Regions from separate parts of the Homo sapiens genome. Here region 2 is linked to region 1. A link is a loop called in an ENCODE intact Hi-C map of the cell type or tissue named here. Cell type or tissue: heart right ventricle. All regions are shown on one strand. Each heading gives the region's core, and the rest is flanking DNA. Links, peaks and the distances in the headings are about the cores only. Region 1 overlaps LOC124904426 (a long non-coding RNA gene). Region 2 holds the start of CRTC2 (CREB regulated transcription coactivator 2).

Evidence for each region. Peaks named below come from ENCODE experiments on the same cell type or tissue, not always from the same donor. Only the 100,000 strongest peaks of a DNase experiment are listed, where the experiment ranks them.
Region 2: it touches region 1 in a loop (2.7-fold over the local background); 68 of 110 quality-filtered maps call a loop at or near these places.

The regions. Positions count from the first base shown.
Region 1 is chr1:153,793,327-153,801,087 of GRCh38, reverse strand. LOC124904426 (a long non-coding RNA gene) reads right to left here. Exons shown (of 3, transcript XR_007066634.1): 3 at 5,894-5,940. It also overlaps the pseudogene LOC343052. Among named protein-coding and RNA genes, the nearest start is that of SLC27A3, 22 kb to the right of the region's middle. RefSeq lists an enhancer at 7,310-7,761. In heart right ventricle, for the core only: a CTCF peak has its summit at 3,689 (motif pointing left); a DNase peak (open chromatin) is centred at 3,687.
Region 2 is chr1:153,954,566-153,962,326 of GRCh38, reverse strand. CRTC2 (CREB regulated transcription coactivator 2) reads left to right here and starts at 3,715. Exons shown (of 14, transcript NM_181715.3): 1 at 3,715-3,982; 2 at 7,161-7,262; 3 at 7,338-7,454. The coding sequence starts at 3,830. It overlaps SLC39A1 (solute carrier family 39 member 1), which reads left to right. Exons shown (of 4, transcript NM_001271958.2): 3 at 1-107; 4 at 1,573-3,217. The coding sequence ends at 2,229. RefSeq lists enhancers at 3,486-3,685, 4,246-4,295, 4,306-4,525, 4,586-4,635 and a silencer at 3,936-4,085. In heart right ventricle, for the core only: no CTCF peak of the experiment used is centred there; DNase peaks (open chromatin) are centred at 2,796 and 3,636; H3K4me3 peaks cover 2,616 bases; H3K27ac peaks cover 4,930 bases.

The DNA of each region.
Region 1 (7,761 bases), core at 1,028-6,027:
TCTTGGTGCCTGGCTGGGCCAGCCAAGCCTCCAAGGAGAGCAGGGAAGGGAGCTACAGAAGTTGGAGCTAAGCTGAGAAAGGATGAGGATGAGGATGAGGAAAGGGCCTAGAGTCAAGCTGAAAAGCAGTAAGGAAGCACCAAAAGACCATGTACAGAGGCAGCCAGCCCAGAGAACCACAGGCCCAGAGGCCTGGGAAGAATCCAGAAGGGTCTGGGGTCATGGAGGAGACTGGGGCTCAGAGAGTGAGAGGGACTCACCCAGGACATCAGCAGTCAGGAGCAGAGATGGGCTGGTGCCAGGGACTCCTGGCCCCTGGCCCTGCTCTGAGGTCAAAGCCCTCTCCACCCACCCACACCCACCTCCCACAGGCCGGAGGTGCAGCACGTAGCCAATGATGTCCCTGCTGGAGGGGGGGGTGGCTCCCAGGACACTCGAATGGCAGAAGTAGAGAGAGCCATGGCATGCAGGCCCCTGGGGACGGGGTGGCTCTGGGCCCCCTGTCACAACCAGGCGGGCACTGGCCTGGTTGGAGCCCGTGCTGTTCTCTGCCACGCATTGATAGATGGCCTCATCCTCAACTGAAACCCCTGCCAGCATCAGCGTACTAGAGAAAGACAAACTCAGCTACTGGGAGCCCTTTCCCACCAAGACTTAGTGGAGTGGCCCTAGAGGAGGAGGCTGTGTGGGGACATTACCTGTAATGGAGCAGTCAGGGCAGAGCCTCCTGGGGGAGGGGGGAATTGCTGGAAGTAGAAGGTAACTTGCTGGGGGTTTGTGGATGGGTGTGGATTTTTGAGATTTAGGTAGTGAGTGTTGCATGTAGGTGGGGGTGGACGCCCAGGGTGGGTAGGGGGACCTACCATTGCCAGTGGGCAGTGGGGAGTGGTGAGACACGAGTACCTATTGTTGTGAGTCAGCCTGATGTTATTCCCAGGACTCAACACCTTCCCATTCTTCAGCCAGACCAGACGGGACTCAGGGACGCCCTGGGCCACGCAGGTGAAGATGGCACTGCTGCCCGGAGGCTTGGACAAGGACTGTGGCCACTGGACAAACTCGGGGAGCTGGGCAGGCAATAGCATGGAGGAAGGTGCCGTGAGACCCAGCCTCTTGCCTCCTGCCCTGGACCCTCTCCAGATCCAGGCTCCTGTCAGGGAGCTGGGGTGCTCCAGCACTCTCCCCACCCAGTTGGGCCCTTGGGGCTCACCCTGCACGAGCAGGACGCCCTGCGCTGTGCGCCGGACATGGGTGCCTGGCCGATTGGCGGCGCAGACATAGACACCTGAGTGCTGGACTGAGACGTCGGAGATCATGAGATTCCCTGTGTCCAGAATGTCCAGAACTTGGATGCCCTCTACGCCGATGGAGCGGCCATCTGCAAGAAGGCGTTGGGGGGTCAGGCTGGGATAGGACGAGGGAACAGGGCTCTGAGAGACAGCAAGGGGGTGGGGGGCGGCTGCGCACCCAGGCGGCTCCAGGAGACAAGCGGCCAAGGGTGACTGGTGGCAATGCACTCCAGCACTGCCGTCTGGTGCACTGTGAGGGTCAGGTTCTGAGGCCCAGACAGGATCTCTGGCTCCTGCAGCAGCCTCAGGGGTCCCACTGTGTGGTGGAAACAAGCAAATTGGATCAGGAAAGGAGAACCTCCTTCCAATACTCAACTTCTACTCCAAGCACACTCTTCCAGCCCACAAATGTCACCAGACCTCAGAGGTGTGCTTTGCAGCTGCTATTCCATCCCCAATTTACAGATTTTAAAAATGACCTGCCCAAAGTCCCATGGAAGTAGCTATCAGGCTGAAGGTCTGGTAGACTGGGGGTGCGGAGAGAGAGGAGAGAGCATTCTCCTCCTACAAACCCTGTGGGTGGCCCCACCTTCCCTGGGCGCCTCACCCTGAGGGGCAGGTAGAGGCACCCACAAAGTTAGTAGGAGGCGCTCCCTCAGAAAGCATGACCAGCCTCCTAAGACCTCAGCCTGCTTAGCTGCTTAGGAAGGATGTGTTTTCCCAAAGTAACTCTTGTTTTGGGTCTAAATCACATCTTCATTTTATGCCATGCTCCCCCGTTTCATTAGTTTATTCAACAGGTCATCACTGGGGGCTCCCATGTGCCAGGCAGCACCCTCACACTGGGAGCACAGTTGTGAACAACATCGTGTGAAACAGAGCTCTGCCTTCCCATAGGCCATCATCCTCATTTTCTTTACCACCTTGTATCATGTGAGAACTTAACGTGTCTTTCCTTTCATAAATGCCCTTTATTAAGAATGTCTCAGATAAAATGTTTCTAAAATGAAAGTTTCTCAAGGGCTGGTCTAAAGTCTTACACATCTTTATCCCTCAAGGTGTAGGATTGTGTTTTGTTCATTCACTTATTCAGCAACTATAGATTGAAGGCCTACTTTGGGCCCAGCCCTTCTCCATTTGCCTCTTGCAAGCTGCAGTACAGGCTGTGGGCTGCCCTGGAATCTCCTGGCCTCATTCAAAGAGGCTGTGTCCTGCCTGGCCAGACAGTTCAGTGAGGGGAGGCTGGGCCACCCGGGCCGACCCCTTCCCCATGCCAGACATTGGCTGCGAGCCCCACAGATTGTCCCATTTTGCCCTCACCACAGCCTGTGTGCGGAGTACTGTTATTTCCCCCATTTACATGAGAAGATCAAGGATCAGAGAGGTTAAGTAACTTGCCCAATGACAGAGGCACTGGCAGAACTGGGGGACTTCCTGGATCTTGGTAGCACTGAACAGCTGACAAAGAGGATCCCCTCTTTAGCCGCTGTGAGCTCCTTGAAGTCTGGGAAATTCTGTCTCACCCTGGTGCACGCCCAGGGTAAGTGCCTGTCCAGGTGTGTGCAGTTGAGTGCATTAGGGGTGAATGGCTTGGGGCCTTGGTCCCCAGCTCCTGCCCCTGGGGAAGACTACTCTTGACACCAGCTCCTTTAGGCAACCCTTGAGCCTTCGGTTTCTGATTGGTCCTCTGCCCCCAACAGGCGCCTGCTCCTCCTGCTAACCTCCTGTCGCTCTCTGGCCATTCGTCTCCCTGCTCCGCGGGCAGCAGAATCCTATGTCTGCTCGATAGCCTTGAGAGACATAGCCTCCTGCCCTGCCCTCCTGCCCCAGACTGTGGATAGGAACGGAACACCACAGGCCAGAGGGACCTCATTGGGCTCCTCTGCTCCTGCAGAGGAGCCGCTGACCCCCACCCTCGCTTTGAGTTTCTAAGTCAGTTACAGATCAGAAACACAACCGTTCCCCCTTCCCCTGCCAGTCTTAAGTTTAAAAATTATATACCGGCCGGGCGCAGTGGCTCACGCCTGTAATCTCAGCACTTTGGGAGGCTGAGGCGGGCAGATCACGAGGTCGAAAGATGGAGACCATCCTAGCCAACATGGTGAAACCCCATCTCTACTAAAAATACAAAAATTAGCCGGGTGCGGTGGCGGGCGCCTGTAGTCCCAGCTACGCGGGAGGCTGAGGCAAGAGAATCGCTTGAACCCGGGAGGCGGAGGTTGCAGTGAGCCGAGATGGCGCCACCGCACTCCAGCCTGGCGACAGAGCGAGACCCCGTCTAAAAACAAAAAAATAGATATAGCCTTCGGTGAGATTTTGTCAGAGATGTTTTGAAAGTTCGCCCAGGTGCAGCAGTGGTGTCCCGTGGTACACTTGCTTATTTATACCCTGGAGCCCCCTAGTGGCTGATTCAGGCATGACTTTCCCTCACAAACACCTGCGGCATCTCTGGTTTAGGCAGGGTCTAACCTGCCTCTCCTGCTAGGCACCAGCTCCTCATAGGCTCTGCTGTGGCCTTCACTTTGGGCACAAAACTCTCCCACCCCATTTGGCCTGCAAGTGGGGTCATCCTGGGTGTTTCATCTCAGGTACAAAGCTATTTTCATCCTCACCCCAAGAAGGAGACGTGCAAGTGTCCATGCACACATGCACATGTACATGCAAGCACAGACACATACACGAACACATGCACATCTACACGCCATGTGTATGGGGGCCACGTGTTCAAAACACAGGCTGACTCAGCCCCAACGCTAGACCCTCCAGAGCTCCCACTACCCTCTGGATCAAGTCCAAACTCCTTTCATGGTATGTGCCTTGCCTACTCGCCAACATTAACTTTGCTACCCTGAATTCTGCCCATTCTGTGGTCCAGCAACACAGAACTGCCTGTGTGAACTTTGTTGTCCTCACCCTTGTGCATTTGTCCAAGGAAATGCCCCCGCCCTTACCTCCTGACCTTGGCTTGCCTCTCTCCACTCACCCTTCAACACCCGGCTTGGGGTAGCTTACTCCAGAAGCCCCTGACAATCCTTGCCCACAGCCCAACCCTGGGTTCCCGCAGCACCACCTTCTCTCTCAGGTTGTGAGCTCCAGGAAGCCAGGGATGGCTCAAGCCTGCTGCCCTCCCACACCTGGCACAGTCATAGGTGCTCAAAATGCCTGCCTGTCCCATGTACAACCACAGCAACCATACCCTCCCCTCTGCCCAGTGCCCACACTGGGCCTGGCTTACCACTCAGGGTCAGCTGGGCATCCTGGCTGTGGCGGGTACTGGCCACATTCCATGCCACGCAGCGGTAGGTTCCCATGTCAGTCTGGCTCACACTGGTGATGTGGAGGATGCCACTAGGCAGCAGTGTGACCCTGAGGATGCAGAGGTCAGGGCTCCATGGCCTGTGCCCTGGCCCACAGCCCACCGTCCCATTGCACTCCTGGCAGGTGCTCACCGGTGGTTGGCAGTATTCAGGGCTGTGCCATTGTGCTCCCAGGAAATGGATGGCTCAGGCACCCCCTGGATCAGGCACTGGAAGCGAGCAACTCCACCCCGCTCCACCTCAATGGATTCTGGATGTTGGTGGAAGCGGGACAGACCTAGAGGATGGGGGGGCCACTTGGGCACCTGCAGAGCTGGCCCTGGGCTATCCCCCCACAACCAAGTCCCAGGGCTGGGCCCCACCTCTGTGCCCACATCTGCCACATCCTCTTCAGTATAGAGCCCTGCAGCCTCATGTCTAGGACTTCTGTGGGCTATAAGCACTTTGCCTTCCTCCATTACAAAAATTTTAAATCATAGTTTACAATGGCATTGGAATATAGACAAGTATAATCCAGTCTGGACTCATTTTTACATATTTATTATTGTATTCATTTTTTTCTTCTGGTTTTGAAGAAGTTAAAACATTTTTGTGGGCCCCTAAAAGAATCAGAGGCTCTACCAGTGTGTACACTGTGTCTAATGGCTGGGCTGGCCCTGCTCAGGCCCACTCTCAGCGAGTCTGGGCCCCATGGGTGCCTTCTGTGGGTGCCCCACCAACTCTCATCCCCCAATCCCAGGAGCAGCCCTGTCACTTACTTGCCAGCTGTACCCGGGCCTGTCGGCTCACCAGCCGCCCGTAGCGGTTCTGGGCCACGCAGTGGTACTCGTGGGCACGGGAAGGGAGGCTCCGGCGGGAAGGCAGGGCGGCCAGGTGCAGGGAGCCATCTGGCATCAGGGTGACACCACTCTCATTGGCTAAGGCCAGCCTATCCCGCTGCCAGGAAATGGACACAGGCGGCTCACCCTCCACCTGGCAGGGCAGCACCAGTGGGTGCTCCCACACAGCCACTGTGTCCCCCAGCTCCTGCACGAAGGCCAGCTCGGAGCCTGCAGCACAGCCTGTAGGGACAGCCAGCACAGCCTGAACACGGCGGCCCCCTGAGGCCCACCCTTTGTCCACCACCTCCCCCATGGCTTTGATTCCCTCCCAGCCTTGGCGAGGGGCAAGGGACAGGACTTGACTTTAGGGAGACTTTGGGTCAGCAAAGGAGGAACAGGGAAGAGAGGGCAGGGCCTGGCCATCTGAGGAGCAGGGCGGGCCACTGTCCGGCTGGCGGGTGCGGTGTGGGCCTGGCGGGCCGGCTGTGATTGATGGCCTCTTTCAGCTGGGCCCTGGCAACGGGGAGGGGGCGGGGTGGGCACAATGGTGAGGTCAGGGGCTGAGGCGTGAGCATTGTGCTCCCCAGGGGACAATGGGATCGCCCCCTCCCTCCCCCACCGGCCCATCTGCCTGTCTGCCTGCAGGGTCAGCTTCCCAGGACTCCTGGCTCTCCCCCTTCCCCCTCCCGCCACCAGGACCCTGGCCTCTGAATAGGGAAGGAACACACTTACACTCACACACACTCATTCACGGACACACACACACTTGGATTAAAAATCACAACCTCACTGGCCACCAGGTCTTCTAGACACAGACAGATTCCATCCCAGATGCACACTCAAGGAGGCCCCAAACACAGGTCACACATAGATGTCCCTACAGACTCAAAGTCACAAATACATAAGCACAGGGCCACAGACACTAACAGCACAGGCCCAGAAATGCATGAGCAGAGCTGTGAACCCACAGCCTCCCTTCCCACACACCCCCATAAATACAATAACTCAGCCTGTAAGGCTGAGCCAGGACCCCCAGCAGATGGGGTGGATAGGCGGGCAGACAGAGCCTCCGAGGGGCACATGGGCAGGGGGCTCAGCCAGCCTTGGTTGGCTCAGGGACATCTGTGGGTAAGCCTCTGGGGCCCTGCCTCTGCATGCCCCGCAGTCTGCTCAGCCACTTGCCTCACGTGGCCCCCAGGTCCCCTTCTAGCCACTGTGCCCCAAAGCCTGGGCTCCTAGAGCACCCCCCACAGCTCTCCCGCAGCCCTGCCTGCCCCTCCTGCTCACCCCTCTCCTCTGCTGTCCTCAGGGTTTCTCCATCTCCACTCCGGCCACCTCCATCCCTCTGCTTCCCCAACCTTGCCCCGCAACTCTCCCACCCCTATGCCTGCCTCTTTTTCTTCCCCGTCCCTCTGCCCTGGCTTTCCCTATGGCCCCCATGGCTCAGCCTCTTACCCCAGCCTGGGAGCAGCAGCAGCAGCAGCCCCATGTCCCTGCCAGGCACGGCCCCTCAGCCTGGGCAACTTCTCCAGCAGCCCCAGTCTCCTGCCTTCAGCCTGGGGGCCCTTGGGCTGTGGGCATTCTCCACCCCGCACTTTGGCGCACAATGTGGGGGCCCTGGTCTTGCTTTGGGGAGCCCAGGTTCTGGGGTGCCAAGCTCTGGGGTCGAGACTGAAGGCTACTGTCCTTGCCTTCGTGTTCCTGGAGCTGGGTCTCTCTCTGCTTTCAGCCTGAGCCCCCTCCCCACTCCTATCCCCACTGTCCCCTCCTCCCAGGGCCAGGACCCAGACACCGAGACAATTGGGGCGGGGAAAGGGGGCGAGGGCCAATGAGAGCGGGGCAAAGTTGGGGGGTCAGACCCGCCCCTTTCTCAGCTTCCAGAAATCTCTCCCAGCCCATTACCCACCCCTTACTCCCTCTCAAACTTTGACTGAATGAGAGTGAAGTTCTAGGAGGAGTTGGGGCATCTGGTCCCCCAAGCCCATCCCTGGGGATCCATGTCCTGGACAGGGGTGGCTTGAAGTCTAATTTGGGGGTCCTGGGGAGGGGTGCAGAGCCCCCACTCTCCTAGTAGAGTCACCGTCCCAGGTGCTGAGCCTGGGCCTGAAGTGGGGGACCTCATCCCATTAGTTCAGTCCCAGCCCAGCAGCCCCAGCACCATTCATAGTGTCAATTTCCAAAGCTGTTTTCTCTATTCTTATTGGGACAATGGATTGGGGCCACCAGGGGCCGGGAGGCTGCCAGCCAGTGGGAGGTGGAGGACCAGCCCCATCCTAAAGAGAAGAAAGAAACCCAGGCCTCCCGCCCCTTGCCAGGCTGACCACTTAAAACATG
Region 2 (7,761 bases), core at 644-5,643, 160 kb before region 1:
TAGTAAGCTGTTTCGCGGGGGGCGTCTTTTTGGCCACTTGTCTCCTGGACCTGCTGCCTGACTACCTGGCTGCCATAGATGAGGCCCTGGCAGCCTTGCACGTGACGGTGAGCACTGGCCTGGGCATGTGACTTGCGGGAGGGGAATCACACACCTCTGGGAGTGTTGGTTTGTGGAGATTGATTCATGTGCCACTCCATGACTGTGTGGAAGACTTTTGGCATGTGGTATGAATTGTGATTTTTGGTTATGGGGCATAATTCTTTCTATGTGTTCCCTCCCCCTTCCCCATTCCCTGTGTGACCCCTACATTCCCGTTGAGACAGTAAGACACTTTTTCTCAGGTGTGTGACTTGCTCTATGGGTTCTCAGTTCTAGCTACCAGCAAGTGCTCCAAGAATCATCTTCACTCTCTCACCACTTTCCTAAAGGGCTGGAGATAGAGGTCTCTGTAGGCCTGAGAAGGATAGGAAGCGATTCCCTGGGTCTTGGTGTTGCTAACCTTTTTAGGCTTTGGCCCAAGGAAGTGGGCTGTGAGGAATGATCAAGTCCACGGCATAGGACTTGGTTTATTATAGGAAAAACTGAGGCCGTTGGATAGTGGGGCAGGAAAGTCATCCTGGGCTCTTTCCTTTTTTCCTCTAAAACTGAGGAAGTAACACTGGATGTATCCCTTTGTGTGTCTGTGACTGAGTGACCTGTGTTTCCGTGTGACTGCGTATAAGCCTGAATGTCCTGTGATATGTGGCTCTATGTATGAGTATTTGGGGAGATGGGCAATGTGTGACCTTTTCATGTATGTCTACATCAGTGACTCTCAACTAGGAGTGTGGCTTTGCCCCTCAGGAAACATTTGGTAATGTCTGGGGATATTTTTAGTTGTCACAATGGGGAGGGGGATGGAGGGAACATTGTGCCTGCTATTGGCATCTGGTAAGTAGAGATCAGAAATGCTGTTAAACAATCTACAGTGCACAAGACAGCTCCCATGACAAAGAATTATCTGGCCCAAAATGTTTTTGTTTGTTTGTTTTTGTTTTGTTTTGTTTTTGAGAAAGAGTCTTGCTCTGTTGCCCAGGCTGGAGTGCAGTGGCACAATCTCGACTCACTGCAATCTCTGGCTCCTGGGTTCAAGTGATTCTCCTGGCTCAGACTCCTGAGTAGCTGGGATTACAGGCATCCACCACCACACCCTGCCAATTTTTGTATTTTTAGTAGAGACAGGGTTTCACCATGTTGGCCAGGCTGGTCTCAAACTCCTGACCTCAAGTGATCTTCCCACTTTGGTCTTCCAAAGTGCTGGGATTATAGGCATGAGCCACTGCCCCTGGCCCCAAAATGTTAATAGTTCCAAAGCTGAGAAACTTTGGTCTACACGTAACACTGTGAGTGACACCATAATCTGTGTGTACGTATCATTCTGTGTCAGTGTTACCAATTCACTCTATCTTTGTGTGACTGAGAGTAGCCCTGTGTCTGTGTCAGACCCTAGGTCTGTGTAACTGGGCTTTCACCAGATTTTGCATCTCACTCTTCCTTCCCTGAACATTTTGCTGCTGCTTCTGCCCACAGCTCCAGTTCCCACTGCAAGAGTTCATCCTGGCCATGGGCTTCTTCCTGGTCCTGGTGATGGAGCAGATCACACTGGCTTACAAGGAGCAGTCAGGGCCGTCACCTCTGGAGGAAACAAGGGCTCTGCTGGGAACAGTGAATGGTGGGCCGCAGCATTGGCATGATGGGCCAGGGGTCCCACAGGCGAGTGGAGCCCCAGCAACCCCCTCAGCCTTGCGTGCCTGTGTACTGGTGTTCTCCCTGGCCCTCCACTCCGTGTTCGAGGGGCTGGCGGTAGGGCTGCAGCGAGACCGGGCTCGGGCCATGGAGCTGTGCCTGGCTTTGCTGCTCCACAAGGGCATCCTGGCTGTCAGCCTGTCCCTGCGGCTGTTGCAGAGCCACCTTAGGGCACAGGTGGTGGCTGGCTGTGGGATCCTCTTCTCATGCATGACACCTCTAGGCATCGGGCTGGGTGCAGCTCTGGCAGAGTCGGCAGGACCTCTGCACCAGCTGGCCCAGTCTGTGCTAGAGGGCATGGCAGCTGGCACCTTTCTCTATATCACCTTTCTGGAAATCCTGCCCCAGGAGCTGGCCAGTTCTGAGCAAAGGATCCTCAAGGTCATTCTGCTCCTAGCAGGCTTTGCCCTGCTCACTGGCCTGCTCTTCATCCAAATCTAGGGGGCTTCAAGAGAGGGGCAGGGGAGATTGATGATCAGGTGCCCCTGTTCTCCCTTCCCTCCCCCAGTTGTGGGGAATAGGAAGGAAAGGGGAAGGGAAATACTGAGGACCAAAAAGTTCTCTGGGAGCTAAAGATAGAGCCTTTGGGGCTATCTGACTAATGAGAGGGAAGTGGGCAGACAAGAGGCTGGCCCCAGTCCCAAGGAACAAGAGATGGTCAAGTCGCTAGAGACATATCAGGGGACATTAGGATTGGGGAAGACACTTGACTGCTAGAATCAGAGGTTGGACACTATACATAAGGACAGGCTCACATGGGAGGCTGGAGGTGGGTACCCAGCTGCTGTGGAACGGGTATGGACAGGTCATAAACCTAGAGTCAGTGTCCTGTTGGTCCTAGCCCATTTCAGCACCCTGCCACTTGGAGTGGACCCCTCCTACTCTTCTTAGCGCCTACCCTCATACCTATCTCCCTCCTCCCATCTCCTAGGGGACTGGCGCCAAATGGTCTCTCCCTGCCAATTTTGGTATCTTCTCTGGCCTCTCCAGTCCTGCTTACTCCTCTATTTTTAAAGTGCCAAACAAATCCCCTTCCTCTTTCTCAAAGCACAGTAATGTGGCACTGAGCCCTACCCAGCACCTCAGTGAAGGGGGCCTGCTTGCTCTTTATTTTGGTCCCGGATCCTGGGGTGGGGCAGAAATATTTTCTGGGCTGGGGTAGGAGGAAGGTTGTTGCAGCCATCTACTGCTGCTGTACCCTAGGAATATGGGGACATGGACATGGTGTCCCATGCCCAGATGATAAACACTGAGCTGCCAAAACATTTTTTTAAATACACCCGAGGAGCCCAAGGGGGAAGGGCAATGCCTACCCCCAGCGTTATTTTTGGGGAGGGAGGGCTGTGCATAGGGACATATTCTTTAGAATCTATTTTATTAACTGACCTGTTTTGGGACCTGTTACCCAAATAAAAGATGTTTCTAGACATCTGTACAGTATCTGATTCGTTTGTTTTGGGAAAGGGGTGGGCATGTGGCCAGCCTGAGAGGGCCTGAGTCCCAGATGTTTACAGCTGTTTTAAGATTCTTGGTCTCACTGTTTTCACTCAGGACCCGATAGTCCCCTTCCCTGAAGATGACCTAATTTTTCCTCCTTTGTGTCTTGGTACTTCTTTCCCGGTCTCCACCCCTCGGCTTCCCTTCTCTTCCCTCCCCTCCCTCTTCCTTTCTTCTCTCTTCAATCCCTCTCTCCTTTCCGTTCGTAGTCTCAGGGCTAATTTAGAACTACTCTTCCCAGCTTGCACCTCTCAGGGAGTAGCCGAGAGGGTGGAGCCAAGTCCCCAGTTTCCGGAGTCAGCAGGGCTGCTGGGAAGTGGAGTCCGTTTCCTCCTAGTGCTGCGTGACTGGGGATGTGAAGGAGTCTCGTAAACAAACTACAATTCCCGGCGGCCCCCGCGCGCAACAGGTCAGGGCTAGGCTGGGGCCGGGTTCGCGGTGCTCGCTGAGGCGGCGGTGGCTACGGCTGGAGGAGCCGGGCCGAGGCCGCGGCGGAGGCCGCGGCTGGTACTGGGAGGGTGGCAGGGAGGGACGGGGAAGGAAGATGGCGACGTCGGGGGCGAACGGGCCTGGTTCGGCCACGGCCTCGGCTTCCAATCCGCGCAAATTTAGTGAGAAGATTGCGCTGCAGAAGCAGCGTCAGGCCGAGGAGACGGCGGCCTTCGAGGAGGTGATGATGGACATCGGCTCCACCCGGGTGAGGGGCCGCGCCGGGGAGCCGGAGCAGAGCTGAGCAGTTACGGAGCGGAGACCGGAGAGGCGGGGCGGGGGCGGGCGCCGCAGCGAAGGAGGCGGAACAGAGCAGGGGACGCGGGCGCCGCCGTTTGGGAGGCGCAGGTTGAGGGCCGAGGGGCAGGAAGAAGGATTTTGCCGGGGGAGACCGAAACACCGGAGAGGTTCGGGGTGTAGAGGCGACTGGGGGCCGAGTACGTGAGGTGGGAGTGGGCGGAGAGGGGAGATGAAGTCCGGCGGAGGTAGGAGGTGAGTGGTCCTTGTGCATCCCTGACGGAGTCCCCTCGAGGACGCTACTGAAGCATGCCTGGTATTGGGGTATGGCCTGGGAGGAGGGCTGCTTGTCTGTAACCTGGCTCCTCTGAGTTTGTGATCTCCTCCAAACTGGTCCCTCTGCCTTCTGCGCTTTGGTGCCCCCGGGAAAGGGCCCCTTGAGTGGTTTGAACGAGCGGTGCTGTGTATAGTGGGGCAGGAAGTCCCCTCCTGCGTCCCGTCCTTTTGCTTCCTTTTTCAAATACTTCTTGTGGTTTCCTGACGTGAATGAAGGTGAGGTCCATTGCTTGGTGTTTTGTCCTGGCCTCCTTGGAGGAGAGGTAGGGTTTTGAATCCGACAACTGGGTAACCGTCCGACCATAAGTTGTGTGGAACTCTATGGTTTGCTGAGCTTTCTAGGGAGTTGGCTGCTTTGTGGGTTAGTGTGTAGGGTGCCTTGGAGGGTCTTCTATGTGTTGAGAATATTCATTCCTAGGAGTTCTTGAAAGAACTTTCAGGCCTCTGCCAGGCTGCCTCTGAAGCCCCCCTGGCTTGGTTTCTTGCTTTCCAAGGCTGGAGGTCAGAGGGACCAAGGGGTAGGAGTCCGCCTAGGTGGTATGCAGTCTTAATTTAGGGACACATTCTTCTAAAACAACAGTAGGTAAGGATATTGCAATGATTCCTCATGGCAGAGAGCTAGAAGGAATTTAAGGATTGATGGTGGAACATTACTACAACATCTCTAGCCTTTTTCTGCTGGTCTGACTGTGGTTGCATTTATGACTGTGACTCTGGTTGTATTTTTGTGTGTATCCCCCTTGACTCTGTTACTTTTTTTTTTTTCTCGTCCTTTCCCCTTTGAGTCTCTAGGGACTATGTGCCCTAGTTTGTGGGAGTCAGAAGTTAGGTGGGGAGGCAAATCTGGGAGGGTGTCTGTGCACGCATGTGCACACTTAAATGCATGTGTGTGCATAACCCACTGTAACCATTGTGAGGATTATTATCTAACTGTAGACTGCTCCCCTTTAGGAGCTTTTTCATCATGTTGGGGACAGAGACAGGAAGATGGGAGGCTGATCTTGATAGCGTGAGGCCCTGCCCTCAGGACTGTGATTCTAGCAGAGGCATGGTGGGATCTTAGGGCTCGTATGTGCAAAGAAAGGCTGTGCGAAACTCAAAAGCTGGGGCTTCTCTTTACGGTGCCTCGATCTCTTAAAAGGCCCCTTCTACCCACCTTGCTCCTATTGGTTAATTTCTCAGCTACACAGAAAAGTCTAGTGGGCATACATGGCCAGGGGACCCAAAAGTCTAGAGCTAGGGACAAGAGATCTGGGACTCAGCCTGTTATCTGGCCAGGTGGGAGGGCTCATTTGAGACAGAGATGGCCATGGGAGGCTATACCACTGAGATACTGGGGTTGCCATATATGAGACCTCAAGTGGTCTTCAAGTGGTCCAGAGGTCAGCACAGTGCTCACTAGGCTGACCTCCTGGAACAGAATGTCAGTTCTGATGTTGGCTTCTGTACAAGAGTGTGACCCTGGAAGCTCTTAGAACTTGCCCCTCCTCAGCTGCCCTCCTCCCCATGGCCTTGCCCTGGGCCTGTTTATTTGGCTGGTCGCAGGGGCTGAGCCTTGGAAATAGATGCTCACCTCTCACAGAGACAGGATGTCTGTACACAGGCTAAACCCATGCCAGGCTGTCTTACGCCTATGCCAGACATAGCTCCCCAAAGTGAGGATGAGACCAGGAAGATGGCCCTGGCCCATGCTGGAGTGGGCTGCTGCTCTCTGTCCACCCTCCTTCTCCAGGCTTCCCTGCCAATTCAAGAGCCTTAGGATTCAGTGGAAGAATGTCCCTTGGTTTTGGTGCTGTTTTTCCAGCTAGGAGAGCTGCTATTCCTTGGATGTTCTAGTTTGGGAGGTGCAGGCTTTGTGTAGCCTTCCTGAGGCTGGGCAAGTGGCAGAGCCCAGAAGCCTGTGCTCTCCAGAGTGGGAAGGAAAGAGGCTGGCAGTAATGGCTCTGTGACATCCACCTGTGGCCTTCCTCTTAATCTCTCAATTAGTCCTGGACGCATCTGGAAAGAAAGCAGAGGTTCCTAATAGGCACTCCCCCTTGTGAGTAGCCCGGGAGCTCCTGGCAGCCCCTCAGGGACTCTGCTTAGAGTGATGCCAAATGAGACAGGCCCTCAGCAGAGTATCTGTCTCTGCCTGGCAGGATGATGTCAAGCAGTAGTGATATCATTGATGAGGGCAGTCTGCAGATGGGCTCTGGTGGGTTATTTGCACCAAATCTCGGTGGACCTTTCAAACCCCAACACTGGCCTTTTTTTTCTGGCAGATAATTTCTTTATTTTTTTTTTAACTTTTTTTTTTTTGGAGACAGGATCTCAGTCTGTCACCCAGGCGGCTAGAGTGGAGTGACATAAACATGTCTCACTGCAGCCTCTACTTCCTGGGCTGAAGTGATCCTTTTTTTTTTTTTTTTTTTTTGAGACAGAGTCTCTCTCTGTTGCCCAGGCTGCAGTGCAGTGGCACAGTCTCGGCTTACTGCAACCTCCACCTCCCAGGTTCACGCCATTCTCCTGCCTCAGCCTCCCGAGTAACTGGGACTACAGGCGCCCGCCACCACGCCCGGCTAATTTTTTGTATTTTTAGTAGAGACAGGGTTTCACGGTGTTAGCCAGGATGGTGTCGATCTCCTGACCTTGTGATCCGCCTGCCTCGGCCTCCCAAAGTGCTGGGATTACAGGTGTGAGCTACTGTGCCTGGCCTAGATATTTTAAAAGCAGTGGCGGCAGCAGCATATCCTGGTGACAGAGATGGCAAGGATGGCTGAAGGAAATAGTGCTCAGGACCCTCCTGACATTCCCACTTGTTCCCCATGTCTCAGTTACAGGCCCAAAAACTGCGACTGGCATACACAAGGAGCTCTCATTATGGTGGGTCTCTGCCCAATGTTAACCAGATTGGCTCTGGCCTGGCCGAGTTCCAGGTGAGTAGACCCCAGCCAGGGAGGAGTGGAGTTTCTTAGGCTGCTTCCTCTGCTGACTTCTGTCCTTTTTGGCAGAGCCCCCTCCACTCACCTTTGGATTCATCTCGGAGCACTCGGCACCATGGGCTGGTGGAACGGGTGCAGCGAGATCCTCGAAGAATGGTGTCCCCACTTCGCCGATACACCCGCCACATATCCTTCACAGGGGACTTGGGAGTGTCTGAAAGGTAGTGGGATGGGGTTCCTCAGGGACTCATAGGAAGCACTTGAAGTGTTGTGCGTCCCTTCCTTCTCTTGGAGCTCTTCTTTACCCAGCTTCCCTGAAAAGCGACCATAGCCCCTGCGTCAGCACCTGCTCCTGTGACAAGGAGTTTTGCTCCTGAGGCTGTGCCCCCTGTCTCTGGCTGGCTCTGGCTGTCTTCACATCAGCTTGCTGCCAGAGGCAAGCCTTCCTTGTCTCCTGCTAAAGGAGATTGGGTCTCTTCTCAGATTTCTAAGT